2 separate regions of the Homo sapiens genome follow, and region 1 is linked to region 2. The links are chromatin loops, found by intact Hi-C in ENCODE. Cell type or tissue: GM12878. All regions are shown on one strand. Region 1 overlaps LOC105370080 (a long non-coding RNA gene). Region 2 overlaps ADGRD1 (adhesion G protein-coupled receptor D1).

What was found. Hi-C counts contacts between places; a loop is a spot of excess contacts. Peaks named below come from ENCODE experiments on the same cell type or tissue, not always from the same donor. Only the 100,000 strongest peaks of a DNase experiment are listed, where the experiment ranks them.
Region 1: it touches region 2 in a loop (6-fold over the local background); 12 of 110 quality-filtered maps call a loop at or near these places.

What each region holds. Positions count from the first base shown.
Region 1 is chr12:130,757,635-130,765,634 of GRCh38, forward strand. It overlaps LOC105370080 (a long non-coding RNA gene), which reads left to right. Exons shown (of 5, transcript XR_002957439.2): 1 at 1-483; 2 at 3,105-3,172; 3 at 3,664-3,903; 4 at 4,555-4,769; 5 at 5,370-5,489. Among named protein-coding and RNA genes, the nearest start is that of RIMBP2, 45 kb to the left of the region's middle. RefSeq lists enhancers at 4,266-5,071, 4,316-4,465. In GM12878, a CTCF peak has its summit at 4,243 (motif pointing right); DNase peaks (open chromatin) are centred at 6,677, 7,177 and 7,417; H3K4me3 peaks cover 296 bases.
Region 2 is chr12:131,128,087-131,136,086 of GRCh38, forward strand. ADGRD1 (adhesion G protein-coupled receptor D1) reads left to right here. Exons shown (of 25, transcript NM_198827.5): 21 at 3,639-3,730; 22 at 7,951-8,000. Among named protein-coding and RNA genes, the nearest start is that of LINC01257, 33 kb to the right of the region's middle. RefSeq lists an enhancer at 4,068-4,700. In GM12878, a CTCF peak has its summit at 4,516 (motif pointing left); a DNase peak (open chromatin) is centred at 4,509.

The DNA.
Region 1 (8,000 bases), 370 kb before region 2:
CCCAGTGTTGGAGGTGGGGCCTGATGGGAGGTGTTGGATCATGGCAGTGGATTCCTCATGCATGGCTTGGCACTCTCTCCTTGGTGATGAGTTCCTGCTCTGAGATGACAACTCAGATAACTCCATGCTGTGGTGCTAGCACCTGAGAGACCCATGACCGAGAGATCTGCCCCCACATATAAATCCAGAGGGATGGGGCTGGCCTGCTGCTTCTCTTCAAGAACCAGTAGAGGCTGACGCTGCAGAGAGGGCAGCACCCCAGGGTCAAGGAAATCACCAACAGAGGGGACCAGCAGGGGTCACCTAAGACCCCAGAACAAGAGAAACCTTTCTTAATTTGCCACATCCAGTGAGTTCAATAGAAGCCTCCTGTTTCAGCCAGGGGTCCCCAGGGAAGCAGAGTAACAGGACATGCGTGGATATGGAAGTGGACATAAGCACGGGAATGGATGAATATGGATATGGATATTGATATAGAGAGAGGTATGGATATGGACATGAATATGGGTATAGATACAGATAGGAATATGGATCTAGATGGATATGGATACAGATATGGGTACAGATTTAGGCATAGATATGGATGTGGACATAGATATTGGTATAGATACAGATATGGATATGAATACAGATATAGATACAGATGTGGCTATGGAAATAAATTTGGATGTAGATATGAATATAGGTATGGAGGTACATATAGGTATAGACACAGATATGGCTATGAATATAGATACAGATATGGAAATGGATATGGGTATAGGTACAGAGGTGGCTATGGGTATAGATATAGACATGGACTTGGAAATGGATGTGGGTGTAGACATGATGAGGGTGTAGATATGGATGTGGCTGTAGATATGGATACAGATGTAGGCACGGATGTGGACGGAGGTATGGATGAGAGTGAGATATGGATGTGGGTGTAGATATGGATGTAGGTGTAGATATGGATGTGGGTGTAGATGTGGATGGGGGTGTAGATATGGATGTGGATGTGGGTGTAGGCGTGGATGTGGGTGTAGGCGTGGATGTGGGTGTAGGCGTGGATGTGGGTGTAGATATGGATGTGGGTGTAGATGTGGATGTGGGTGTAGGCATGGATGTGGGTGTAGATGTGGATGTGGGTGTAGATGTGGATGTGGGTGTAGATGTGGATGAGGGTGTAGATGTGGATATGGGGTAGATATGGATGTGGGTGTAGATATGGATGTGGGTGTAGATATGGATGTGTGTGTAGATATGAATTAGGGTGTAGATATGGATGTGGGTGTAGATATGGATGTGGGTGTAGTCATGGATGTGGGTGTAGATATGGATGAGGGTGTAGATATGGACGTGGGTGTAGATATGGATGGGGGTGTAGTCATGGACATGAGTATAGATATGGATGTGGGTGTAGATGTGGATGTGGGTGTAGGCATGGATGTGGGTGTAGATGTGGATGTGGGTGTAGATGTGGATGTGGGTGTAGATGTGGATGAGGGTGTAGATGTGGATATGGGGTAGATATGGATGTGGGTGTAGCTATGGATGTGGGTGTAGATGTGGATGTGGGTGTAGATGTGGATGAGGGTGTAGATGTGGATGTGGGGTAGATATGGATGTGGGTGTAGATATGGATGTGGACGTAGGCATGGATGTAGGTGTAGATATGGATGTGGGTGTAGATATGGATGTGGGTGTAGGCGTGGATGTGGGTGTAGATATGGATGTGGGTGTAGGCGTGGATGTGGGTGTAGATATGGATGAGGGTGTAGATATGGATGTGGGTATAGATGTGGATGTGGACATAGGCATGGATGTGGGTGTAGATATGGATGTGTGTGTAGATATGAATTAGGGTGTAGATATGGATGTGGGTGTAGATATGGATGTGGGTGTAGTCATGGACGTGGGTGTAGATATGGATGAGGGTGTAGATATGGACGTGGGTGTAGATATGGATGGGGGTGTAGTCATGGACGTGAGTATAGATATGGATGTGGGTGTAGATATGGATGTGGACGTAGGCACAGATGTGGATGTAGGCATGGATACAGACGTAGACATGTATGTACATGTAGGCATGGATGTGGATGGAGGCGTGGACATGGATGGAGGTATGGATATGGAGGTATTCATGGATATATGTATGGATATGGGTATATAAATGTAGATGTGGATCCAGATAGGAGATTTCTTTTTGCGATTGGCTCATGTGATTAGAAGCTGTCAAGTCTGAAATCTGCAGGACAGGCCAACGGGCTGGAAACCCAGGCTGAGGCTGAGGCTAAAGTCTTGGGGCAGAATGTCTCCTTCCTTCAGCTGACTGGGTGAGGCCCACTCACGCTGTGGAGGGCATTTGCCCTTACTAAAAGTCAGGTGACGGGGCACATCCACCATGTCCACAGAATACCTTCCCGGGAGCACTGAGATTCATGTGTGTTTACATAATTGGGTGCCATGGCCTAGCCAAGCTGACACCTAAAGCCAACCACCACAGCCCACACAACCACCACAGCCCACACAACCACCACAGCCCTGCCAACCACCACAGCCCACACAAGCACCACAGCCCTGCCAAGCGAGCCCAGCCCTGTCTCTTTACCCCTCTTCCCTGGTGCCAGCATTGCCTGCTGTGGGGAGCAAAACCACAACCAGCCTATGAAGGGCTGAGCAGGGCGCTGACAGAGGACCCTGGTCCGGCCCCTGCTAAAGCCTCAGCCCACAGCAGGGTGCAGCTTAGAGGGGAGTGAAGTGGAAAGCTACACTGAGAGCGCAGCTCATTGCCTGGGACTGCATGGGCAGAGGTTCCTCATCTAAAAATACTCACGAGCCACCCCCTTTCGGTGCAGGGAAGGGAAGTGGGTCCCACTGAAGGAGGCTGAAAGGGCAAGGGGAGATGTGGTTATCGCCGTGAAAGTCTCCTGGGTCCAACACACCCTCCCAGTTCACGCTCATTCCCTTTGGAGGGACTGAGTCACCTCCCCAGACACCCCAAAGATATGGGAATAAAGTGGTTATATCAGAAAAGGAGATCTCTCCAGCGACAGGGGTATCTCTCAGTGTGACTTCTTGGAGTCAAGGTTTTCTGGAAGCTGAGAGTGTGTCTGCCCCTCCAGGTCTGCCTCCACCCCAAGAGGACCTCGTGGACGTGGTGCCTCAGGCTCCACCATCCCCAGGAGAAGAGGTGGGTGTTTGTCATTTCCTGCTCCACCCCTGCAGGCCAGATCTGAGGGCGGCTGCACCTCCTGCTCCCTCGGCAGCCCCTCGTGTTCCTGTGTCCTCCCCTGTCCTCGGCCCTACTCTGTGGGCCTCCGGGGACCATTCCCTCTCTGGTCCCCACAGGCTTGGGCGAGGCGACCACTTCCCACTTTGCTGGTCCCAGGATGCATCCCATCCATGAGAGTCCCCTTAACCTTGACCTCTGGAAAGAGCCCCATCACTTTTCTCTCCATTCACCCATGTCAGGAATGTTGAATTCCTTTGCTAGCAACACGGAAAGCCTCGATCGGATCCTGTCGTCGCGCTGCCTAAAGCCCGGTGACAGCTTCCCATGGTGCTTAGAATAGAATGCGAAGCCCAACGGGCCCTGCCCAAGCTTCCACCTCCCTCCCAGCCTCCTCCCCTCACTGCACCACCAACAGCCACCACCTTTTGTCTCCTCTGATGTCCCATCAGTGCCATGCTTGGACTCGTTTTTGCTGTTTTTGGGACAGTGGTGCCATTCCCCTCCCGTGACTGACTCCTGCGTGCAGTCCCTAATCTGCCCATCACCGCCGGGGCACTGTCCACAGCATTCTGTTGATTTCCTCCACACTGTCTAACACAACCTGAAACAACCTCATCTGCCCACCACGTCTCATCTGTGCCTCCCTGCCTGGAACGGAGCTGCAGGAAGGCAGCGATGTTTGTCTGGAGGTGAGCACTGCGGTGGGCATTTGCCCCGCACGTGGTGGGTGACCATTGGGCGGGTGGGCACCCCCCGAGGCCTCAGAGCAGCAGACGCCCCTCCCTGAGCCTGGTTGGGCCTGCACCACAAGCAGCACCCAGGTCCCACAGGTCCCTCTCCACACACAGCTCAGTGCAGGCCGTGAGCAAGTGGTCGCATGCACACTGCTGACCACCTGCCTGGCATGGCGTCTGGTAAACAGCAGGTGGATATTGGTGTAGATGTGCCACCTCGAATTGCTAGATTGGGCAGAACCCCGCTAGAGCCCATCCAGTTGCAGACACAAACCCAGGGCCCAGCAGATGGTGCTGTCTGCTAGGACAAGGCTGGAGAGCAGTCGCTCCATCCAGTCACCGTTTCCCGCATCTGGACGCCTGCATCATCCCCTGGACAGCCATGCAGAACCCGCCCTGTGCAGGCATTGGAGGGCCGGGGACAGGAGGCTAACCCTCCATGGTGGGGTCCAGGCTACCCCGCACAGCATCCTGCAAGGCAAGTTCCGCACCGCGACCACAGGCGGCCACAGCCCCGCCACTGAGCACTCAGGGGCAGCCGCGGTGCAGGAGCAGAAGTTTCTGTCTCACTTTGTTTTTATTTCAGTGTCCACCCCCTGGTTGCAGGTTCCCTGTTCGCTGGTGCGGGTCTATGAGGAGGAAACACACAGAAACCAAAAGATGGAATCAGGCTGTCTCGGGCCACTTCCTTCCGCCACAGCTCTGCCTGGAGTGCCAGCCCCAGCACAGGTGAATACACAGAACCAGCGCCTCCCTCCTGGAGCTTTCCTGGGGAGACCAGTGAGGGTGAACAAGGAAGCGGATAGAGAACTCCCCGCAGCGTAAGTGCAGTGGGGACATTTGTGGCAGGGAGTGCCTGGGGAGGGTGGTCGGGGAAGGCTGCCCCAAGGAGTTATCATCTGAGCAAGACCCAAAATTGTAAGAAGTAGCACGCGGCGCTCCCAGGGAAGAGCATGCCAGGCTGGAGGCCCTGCGGAGGGGACAAGTTCAGCAGCTTGGAGGACCAGAGAGAAATCCAGGTGGGTACTGGCCAAGGTGGAGGTGTGAGAAGGAGGGCTGAGGACGGCTGGGGTCACACAGCACCAAGTTGTACCAGCCCAGGCACAGTTAACCATTCATTTTAAGAGCAAGTGAATCCCACATGCTTGACCCAAGGAATTGCTGGAAAGGTGCTGACGGATCCAAAGGATGTAGAGTTCAATGCCAAAGGGTGTGGCAGTCACCTCTCAGAGGCTCGGAGCAAGTGGCAGGGCAATCAACTCCCCTGCATTTCCATCCACAGTGCACTAAATGCCACTGAATCATCCGTCCACAGTGCACTAAATGCCACTGAATCGTCCACTCTGGAGTAGTTGATAAGATTGTTAACTTATGTTATGTGAGCTTCACCGTGAAATAAATGTGTGTGTCTTCATCCACAGCTCCTGCCTCCTAACTCACACAGCCCTGGTTATAGCCTTTTGTTATCACGTTGGGGCAGTTTAGGCCTCAGGAAGCTGAATCTCAAGACCCTAATCTGACTGTGGGTCAGAAGATCCTCATTCCAGGGTGGGTTCTGCCTCATCCCCTAGAGGAAGAAATGCTGCCGAGAAGCTGAGAAGAGTCTGGGCCAGGCGTGGTGGCTCATGCCTGTAATCCCAAGACTGGGAGCCCAAGGCGGGCAGATCACCTGAAGTCAGGAGTTCGAGGCCAGCCTGGCCAACACGGCAAAACCCCATCTGTACTAAAAATACAAAAATTAGTCGGGCATGGTGGCACGTGCCTGTAAAACCAGCTACTGGGGGTGCTGAGCCAGGAGAATTGCTTGAACCTGGAAGGCAGAGGTTGCAGTGAGCCGAGATCACACCACTACACTCCAGCCTGGGTGACAAAGTGAGGCTCCGTCTCAAAAAAAAAAAAAAGAAGAATCTGGACAGACAAGCCCTGCTGAGTTTACACCACGCCCTGTGTATCCAGTTGCATTTCTACATGGTTGTCAATCATTCCTGTCCAACGATGTCTCCATCAAAGGCCCAAGAGGACAGGGTTCAGGGACCTTTCAGAGAGCTGACCACGCAGAGGCTCCTGGAGGGGCTGCCCAGGGAGGGCATGGCAGCTCCACGCCCCTTCCCCGTACCTCGTCTGTGCATCTCTTCATGTATATTCTTTGCAATATCACTTATAATAAACCAGGAAACGTGTTTCCCTGACTCCCGTGAGCCACTCTAGCAAATTAATCAAACCCAAAGAGGGGGTTGTGGGAACCCCAACATCAAGAAGTTGGTCAGAAGGCCCAGACGTGCAGCTCATGTCTGGAGTAGGGGGGGAGGTCTTAGGACTGAGCCCTCTCCCTGTGTGATCAGACACCGTCTCCAGGTAGAGGGGTCAGAATAGAATCGGAGGATGCCCCTGTTGGTGTCCGCTACAGCAGTGTTGCTCACTCAGTGGTGGGGAGAAGCCCCAACTCTGCGTTTGCTCACAGGAGTCTTCTATGTTGATGATGTCGTGGTGTTGAAGTTGATGATGTCATGGTGTTCATGATGTCATGGTCTTGATGATGTGTTGATGATGCAGTGTTGATGATGTCCTTGTGTTGATGATGTCTTGGTATTAATGATGCCGTGTTGACGTCATGGTTTTGATGTTGTCATGGTGTTGATGTCACGGTGCTGATCTCATGGTGTTAATGATGCAGTGTTGATGATGTCCTTGTGTTGATGATGTCATGGTATTAATGATGCCATGTTGATGTCATGGTTTTGATGTTGTCATGGTGTTGATGATGTCACGGTGCTGGTCTCATGGTGTTAATGATGTAGTGTTGATGATGTCATGGGGTTGATGATGTTGTGTTCATGATGTCATGGTGCTGATGTGGTGTTGATGTTGATGTGTTGATATCATGGTGTTGATAATATCGTGGTTTTGACGATGTCATAGTGCTGATGATGGTGTCATGGGGTTGCTGAGGTCGTGGTGTGGATGATTTCCTGGTATTAATGATGCGGAGTTGATGAAGTCATGGTGTTGGTGTGGTGTTGATGTCGTGGTGTTAATGATGTCGTGCTGATGTCATGGTGTTAATGATGCGGTGTTAATCATGTGATGTTGATGGTGTCATGGTGATGTCATTGTGTTGATGACGTCATGGTGCTGATGTCGTGATGTTATTGATGTGGTGTTGATGATGTCACAGTGTTGATGATGTCATGGTGCTGATGTCATGGTGTTGGTGATGCAGTGTGGATGATGTCATGGGGTTGATGATGTCATGGATTTGATGATGTCGTGGTGCTGATGTCGTGGCGTTGATGTGGTGTTGATGTCATGGTGTTTATGTTGTGGAGTTCATGATGTCATGGAGTTGATGATGTTATTGTGTTGATACTGTCATGGTGTTCATGATGTGCTCATGGTGTCGTGGTGTTAATGATGTGGTATTGATGATGTGTTGTTGTGGTGTTGATGATGTCATGGTGTTGAAAGTGTCATGTGTTGATGATGTCACTGTGTTAATGTCATGGTGTTGATAGTGTCATGGTGTTACTGATGTGGTGTTGATGATGTCATGGTGTTGACAACGTCATGGTGTTGATGTGGTGTTCATGTCACTGTGTTGATGTCATGGAGTTGATAGTGTCATGGTGTTAATGATGTGGTGTTAATGATGCGGTGTTGATGATGTCATGGTGTTGATGATGTCATAGTGCTGATGATGTCATGGTGTTAATGATGCAGTGCTGATGATGTCATGCGTTGATCATGTCATGGTGATGTGGTGTTGATGATGTCGTGGTGATGTCATTGTGCTGATGTTGTGTTGATGTCGTGGAGTTAATGATGTGGTGTTAATGATGTCATGGTGTTGATGTCGTGGCATTGATGGTGTCATGGTGTTGATGACGTCATGATGTTAATGCAGTGTTGATATCATGGTGCTGATGATGTCATGGTGATGATGTCACGTTGGTGATGTCATGGTGTTAATGATGCAGTGTTGATGATGCCACGGTGTTAATGATGGTCTTGGTGTTGATGATGTAGTGTTGATGTCATGGTGTTAATGATGTGGT
Region 2 (8,000 bases):
GTGTTGGTTGTGATGGGATTCTGAGCTCAGGTGGGGTGTTTGACTGTGTTGGTTGTGATGGGATTCTGAGCTCAGGTGGGGTGTTGATTGTGTTGGTTGTGATGGGATTCTGAGCTCAGGTGGGGTGTTGGTTGGGTTGGTTGTGATGGGACCCTGAGCTCAGGTGGGGTGTTGGTTGGGTTGGTTGTGATGGGACCCTGAGCTCAGGTGGGGTGTTGGTTGATGGGAACTCTGCACTCACTCAAGTTGCTCGAGATCCTCTCCAGCATCTCCAGGCATCCCTCTCATGGGTCCCAGGCTTCACGGTTTCTCCATCCCCTGAATCACTGGAACACTGCATGGCTGAGTTTCTATTCCACCTGACCCCAAGGACACTGCTCCGTCATTCACAGGAAATGGGTTTCATATTATTTCCTTTTAATTTATAATTGTTTAAAACTAAAATTTAAAGAATCTGATTTATGAAATGGCAACACAAAATTTACAGGAAAAGCTTAAGAATCTATGCATAAATGTGTCTGCCTATGTATGTTTTTGCATTCCCTGGTTTCCACCCTCCCTCCAAACAGGCAACCCGTGATGCTGGTTTCATGGGTATCCTGGGGTTTTGTGCAGATAGGGGGACTGTAACTACATACCCACCCCATGGCGGCCTTCAGTGTATGTGGGGTGTGGCTTCTTCGCCAAGGAAGAGCTGCCTGAGTCTGTCTCAGACCCACAAAGTGTTCCATAGAGTGGGTGTGGGCAGCAGCCCTGCCCTGCTGTCTGGGTGTGGACGGCAGCCCCACCCTGCTGTCTGGGTGTGAGTGACAGGCCGGCCCTGCTGTCTGGGTGTGAGTGACAGCCCCGCCCTGCTGTCTGGGTGTGAGTGACAGGCCGGCCCTCCTGTCTGGGTGTGAGTGGCAGCCCCGCCCTGCTGTCTGGTGTGAGTGACAGGCCCGCCCTGCTGTCTGGTGTGAGTGACAGGCCGGCCCTGCTGTCTGGGTGTGAGTGACAGCCCCGCCCTGCTGTCTGGGTGTGAGTGACAGGCCGGCCCTGCTGTCTGGGTGTGAGTGACAGGCCCGCCCTGCTGTCTGAGTGTGAGTGACAGGCCCGCCCTGCTGTCTGGTGTGAGTGACAGCCCCGCCCTGCTGTCTGGGTGTGAGTGACAGGCCCGCCCTGCTGTCTGGGTGTGAGTGACAGGCCGGCCCTCCTGTCTGGGTGTGAGTGGCAGCCCCGCCCTGCTGTCTGGGTGTGAGTGACAGGCCTGCCCTCCTGTCTGGGTGTGAGTGACAGGCTGGCCCTCCTGTCTGGGTGTGAGTGACAGGCCCGCCCTGCTGTCTGGGTGTGAGTGACAGGCCCGCCCTGCTGTCTGGGTGTGACAGGCCCGCCCTGCTGTCTGGGTGTGAGTGACAGCCCCGCCCTGCTGTCTGGGTGTGAGTGACAGCCCCGCCCTGCTGTCTCGGTGTGGACGTTCAGGTTGTTTCCAATCTTGTTACAGATGAGGCCCCCGCCTGTGTCAGTGGGTGAGGTACCCGGAATAGAAATCCCTCAAGGGAAAGGGGCAGGAGTTGCAGAATGGCAGAGTCAGGACCTGGGGAAATCTCCACTCCCAAAACAAGGAAAGAACTGGAAGAATTGTTTTGAAAAAATAGTCGGAATTCTAGAAACAAAGGCATGCACACTAAAAGCATTTATTCAAGAAAAACTTCTGAATCTCAGTAAGAGCAGGCAGGGTCTGTGGCAGTTTGACTTGGGGCACCTTCCATCTCCACCTCCCTCTCTGTGTGATGCTGTAGCCACCACTGGAGGCACGAAAGTGCTTCCCAGGCAGATGGCCAAGGCCAGCCTGCCCCGAGGGCATGGGCCGCACTCACACATCAGTGACCATCAGCCATCTGCAATTGAAATCCCCACTCGAAGTAATAACTGCACATTAGTCACGCGTTTGTCACTGTCCTAGTTGAATCATCACTGCATTTGAAAACCACTGACCTGTCATCCACGCTGCTCCCGCTTGCTGCTCCTAGTTGAGTGTGGCTTTCTTCTCGTCGTTACACAGTGAGGTTGGCTGGGGGGCATCAGCGTTTCTGGACATGCTCTTTGTGCAGACACCATGCTGGGTGGCTAATGTGTTGACTTCTTTTCCCTTCCCTGGCCTTTGGACACTTCTGTTATTAGCCTCACTTTACAGATGGGAAAATAAGGGCAACTAAGGTGCATCCGACTGTCAGCTGAGCTGGGCGTGAGCTGAGCTTCCAGGTGTTGAGGTGGTCAGTGAAGACAGGAGCCGAGGAGGGAACAGTTGGGGTGCTCACTGCCACAATAGTGTCCTAAGGGGCTAGGCAGGAGGGGGCGGCCCCACCACGCACCACTCTCTCCCAAAGAACAGCACCAGGAGGGTCTGAAGCCTCCGTGCAGACAGGGCCGGTCTCCTGCTGAGAGAGCCCTGGGCGGAGGGCTCCTGCTGATTCATGGGCTCGGGAGCTGCGCGAGGAGGAAGGGGAAGGGCTCACAGTGGAAAAGTCCTGGGCACAGAAGGTGGCTTCAAGGCCCCTAGGGTGAGGCGGGCTCAGCAGTTGCTTCAGAAAGGCCTGGCGCGGGCACCTAGGCGAGGGGTGCAGGTGTGCGGAACAGCGATGCTGGCCCATCCCGTGCGGGGGAAGAGCGAGGCCGGCCCATCCCGTGCGGGGGGAGAGCGAAGCTGGCCATCCCGTGCGGGGCCCCAGTGGCTGCCCTCCGACTGCAGCTCCCTTCAGAGACTGCCAGGCTCTGGCCGCGCCCAGGCTGGCGTGGGGACAGCAGCTGCCCTGTGAGGCCGGCGAGGTAGAGCCCTGTTCATTGCCTGAAAGTTCGAGCCTGAGAGTTCACACAGAGGACTTTATCCTGGAACTGGACTCCTTGCTGACTCTGTACACGGCCTCAGAATTTTTCAGACACAAGGGAGAAGGCTAACCCTCACCCTAACCCCGCAGCCAGAGGACACTAGGGGGTTCTTCCCCATGCTGTGCCTGCCTCGCCAGCCTCCTACTGAGGGAGCTGCCCAGGTGAGGGGCAGGTTGTGCTGAAGCCTCTGCCGGGGCCCCTCAGTGCCCCGCCCAGCCCCATAGGTCCCAACAGGAGCCTTCCAGCAGTTTCCCAGCAAGGAGGGGTGCTGGCAGGAGATGATGCCCCTCTGCCGCAGCTTCTGTGGCTCGCACAGCCGCAGGCCTGGGCCGGGGCGGGAGATGAGAGCCAGCTCCTGTGCCGGGGCCTGGCACATTGAGCAGTCGTTTGCACAGTGGGCACTATCCTTCTCATCACCTGGGGCACTGAGGCTCCGAGGACCTGGGTGAGTTGCCCAGGGTCACACTAACGAAGCAAATGCTAAGATGAGGTCTGGCCCAGGCTCATGCCCTCATGCCCGGATGTGTTCCTGGGACTAGAACTCGTCTCTGCTGTCTTCTCAGTGCAGGTGCTCTCAGAGGCAAGCTTGCATGTTGTGTGTGTTGGTAAAAGCCCACGGAACAGGGTGAGATTTGTCCCAGTGATGCCCCTGTGTCCCAGGAGCCCTGGCTGGGCAGGGGTAGCCTGTGGTGAGGGCAGTGGCCAGGCGGACGCAGCTCTCCTGCAGGTGCAGCCCAGGCCCCCCTCACCTTCCTCCATGGTTTCTTGTGCAGGTCAACATTGGCATCCTCATCGCTGTGACCAGAGTCATCTCACAGATCAGCGCCGACAACTACAAGATCCATGGAGACCCCAGTGCCTTCAAGTAAGTTGACCTCAGGCTGCCAGCAGTGCCACGGCCCTTCTGCCCCCAGAGGATGCTTTGAGGTCACAGGAGAGATAGCCACTCCTGCCTCCTGTGGCCGGCACCAAAGTCCTCCACTTGCTCCGTGTCCCTGCCATCTCAGGGCAGCTCTGGTTTCACGCCCTCGCTTGGCTCTCGTGACCCAGGACAGGGCCTTTACCCAGCCCCAGAGCTCCCATGTGTAGAAGAACGGAGTCTACGGAGTTCTCCTAGGGATTTCTTCACCCCAGGGTGATGAGCAGCTGGGGGGCGGCAACGGGGAAGATTCTAGAGCCAGAAAGCCCCTGCCAGTCCCGCATCTGCCCTGGCCATCTGCTGGGCTCAGCGAGTTTAGCCCCTCAGCACCTCGCCTTCCTCACGTGCAGAACGGGATGATAACAGGTTCCCCCTCAGCTGGCACATCAGGGAAGGTGCAAGGGAGAGCAGTGTCCTGGTGTGCTCTGGGCTGCCCCGCCTGGAGAAGGGGCGGGGTCTCTGGGAGGGATTCCAGCCACACAACTCACTGCCATCGGGGGTGTCCTGACCTGCATCTCTTACGGCCCAGCCGATTGCAGGTGACAGAAATCCCAGCATGCACTGGCCTAAGCAGAAGGGGGACTCACTGACGCAGCTGACTGTGAAGTCCGGAGCTCAGAAGCCCTGGCGTTGCAGGAATTCTTTGGCAGTTGCAGCACCGGGCCCAGCTCGCCTTCGCATCCTTAGTGTTGGCTTCAGGCCGAGGTCGACTCTGCCCCCTGGTGGCCGAATGGCTGCGGCAGGGGTTCAGGCCCACGGGGGAGTCCCTGTCCCACCTGCTGAGACGGAGGCCTGCGCCTGGAGGACGATGGGGACTCAGGCTGGACCTGTGCCCTCCCTGAGCCAGACCCTGTAGAGGGGGATTCACTCATATGACCGTGTGACTGTTCAGTTAGCACCCCCAAACCACAGGGCTGAAAGCTGGGGAGGCTGTCCCTCGCAGGGAATTCAGGGGCTTTGTGAAAAGCAGGGCGTGGGTACCAGGCAGCTGACATTCTGTACTGTTACTTCAGCCACCGCGTATCTGTTCTGATGTGAAAGCAAAAGTGGCAAATATGTCAGCAGCGAATCTATGAGAGAATTAGTCTGTAATGAATTCCAAACACCATAAATTAACCTGACAAGAGGCTGCAGCCTCCTTGGGCTGTTCAGCTCCTGGAAACCTTCAAGGGTTGTGCCCCGTGCGAGAAGAGATGCTCGTGGGGTCAGAGATCACGTCCTTTCCTCTTCCATTGCTGAGACCAGGATGGTCTCCTGGACCTCTCATGGCCTGGCTGGGGAGGGACCTGTCCCTTCCTCACCCCAGCCCTCAGCTCCCCAGGCCCTCACCTCAGCGTTCAGGGTCAGCCAGTCTGTTGCCAGCTTGTCTCCAGCAAAAGCTCACAATCCCCTGTCTGAGCCCCATGAGGCCACTACTTCCACTGTCACCAGAACACCCCTGTGCACCTGCCCCGCACCTGTGCACCGCCTTCCATCTCTACCCCACTGCGCCCCATCCTCCCATCAGTGCCCACCCAGGAAGCAGCTTCTGTCCACTGCCTTTGCTTCTCCATGGAAATGTCCTCCAAGCGACAGGCTGGCACTGTGTCTGCAGCTCTTGTGAAGGCTCGAGGTAGCGTGCCCCGGGAGAGCATGCCCAGGTCTTTGCAGGGCACAGCTGAAGGCATTGCCCATCCTTCCCACCTGCGTCTGCACCTGGCAGCCCAGGGATGCGTCCCTTCCGGGGAGGTGCAGGCAGGCATCTCTGGGGACAGACCGCTCTGGGTCCCTCTCCATTGTGCAACCCAGCACATTTCCCAATGCCTTCAGCTCCTCTCCTTTGGGCGGCCAGGTCTGCCCCTCAGGGATGCTTCCTCACAATCTTCTTAGTGTGGATTGTGTAACACTTGACTCCCAGGGCTGAGGAAGCACAGCCAGGGAGCAGGCGCCAGGCAGGAAGAGGCAGTCACTGCATCGTGAGGAAGCTTCCCCAGCACCTTGCTATTCTTCATCCTCTGGTTTTATTCTAGTGATTTTCTTAGTGCCAAGCAGCCCAGTACTCAGTGAATAACAAGATAAGATTCTTCCTCAGGGGCCCTCCACAGGGTTGGCTTTCACTTCCCTGCCACCCCCCTACCCCAAGAAAAGTGGAGAATAGAATAAGTGAGGTCTGAGCAGGGGGAGAAGCCTGGCTTTCACTTTTTAAAAAAGTCTCTGTTTATTGATTGTGATTCCAGACTCCTGAAAAAGAAGCAGAGAATGGTCAGGTTTTACAAGTGGGACCCTGGGGGCGGGGGCGTGAGGGTGAGACCCCCACAGAAGTGCACCCACGAGCAGGTGGGCTGTGGGGCCTGGAGACTCAGGGCCTGAGCCCCCTAGGCCAGGGCCAACCTTGGGGGAGCAGAAGGGGGTCATAGATCAGAGAGGAAAGCACACCCCCTGCCTAGAGCCTCCTTCAGATCCAGGGACCCCTCTTCTTCTGCTTTTGACCAGGGACACTGACAGCTCTGGCCGTGTTGAGAGTCCGCAGAGCTTCAGCTCAGCGTCTTCCCCCAAGATCTTCTTCTATTGTTCATTTTAAGAAAAGTCAAACCATCACTTTAAAAGTAGCACATTTTGGTACTTATTTCTCAGTGATTGATCCTTTCAGATACGGTTTCCCGGGACCTAAAGATTGTAGCTGAATAATGCATGATATTGTTGTTTCCCAGAAACAGGTGTTTTATTTTTATTGCATTAGCATTATGAGAACAAGCTGGCTGCGGCTTCTCTGAGAGCTGAAGTGCTGGAACACTTCTGGGTTTTACAGGCACCGGTTGCCCGGAGCTGTCAGTGCCAGGCTCTTGGTCTCTTGACAAGGAAGCTCATTATGGCCGCATCTCACCTCCTCCGGGGAGGTGCCAGATCTGTGTGCAGCACTGCTGCATGGCCGTCCACTTGTTCATCATTCATTCATTCATTCATTCATTCAATGTTTATTTCCTGAGAGCCTCTGAGTCCTGGTGCTGGGATGCACTTTGGGGTTACAGAGACAAAAAGACCAAGCTCCAGCCTTTAAGGAACCCACAGTCTATGAGGGAGACAATCTCAGTCACTGGCCTGAGTGATGAGGGGTAAACCGAGGCATGTGACAGTGGCTGACCTGGGCAGCAGGAACTCCGCTAGTCTCTAGACTTTTCTCTAAAGCTCAAAGGCAGAAGGTCCCTGCTGTGGAAAGCCCAGCTGTTTCAGAAGTCAGGATGGACTGGGCTTGAGGTAGTTGGCCATGATTGACACAGCACATCAGGAATGGCTTTGAGGCAGGCAGCTGGTGTGCCCAGTCAGAGCAGGTGCTAACTGGCCCAGGTGGGGACGTCTGCATACCCTCTGGTTCTGCCCCTGATGAAACCCTGTATCACCTTAGCCATTACCAGGGGCTGTGGGGCCTCAGTTTCCTTATTATACAATGGGGTCAATATATAACCTGCCTCTCCTGTGTCAAGAGGGCCCATGGGCTCTAGGGAGATAAAAACGCATGCTGATGGGGCTGGTGTGTTCAGCGATGGGGCTCTGTCAGTTCACAGTGCAGTTCAGCAAGCCCTTGTTTAGCACGTCCTTTGAGCATGAGCAGGGCCATGAAGATGACCACTTGGCCCTGCCCTCTGAGAACTCACCGTCAGTGTCACAGGAGGGCTCGGGTGATCAGCGGGGGACACGCGGGCTGCAGCCCAGTGAGGCCTGGAGAAATCTTCCTGGCCATGGCCTCATTTCAGGCCCAGGCCTCATTGCACCCTTCCAAGCGTCTCACAGGAGGCCTGGGTTCTGGACGCTGCGGGGGATGCTCTGCTGCTTCAGTCCCCCGAATCTCTCCCCTCCGTCCTGGTTCCTCCTCATCTTTGCAAACAGCTCAAATGCAAGCCCTGGGCCTGGACAGATTCTCCCTATGGCCTAGGTGAGCCCTGGGTGCTACCTGAACTTTTCCAGAGCTCTCTCCCACCCACCAGCTGTAAGGGGATGGAGGTGTGGAAACACCGAGGCTCCTCCCAGGTAAATGCCTCAACCAGGGCTACCTGCAGGGAGGACCCCAGGTCTTGCTCCCGGCAGGGCGGTGCCTGCACCCATCTGGAAGCCTGGCGTCTCGAGGGCAGTCCTCACAGCCTGCACCTGCCCTCCTGCCACTCAGGGTGACTGTCACTGTTTCTCTCCAGGTTGACAGCCAAGGCAGTGGCCGTGCTGCTGCCCATCCTGGGTACCTCGT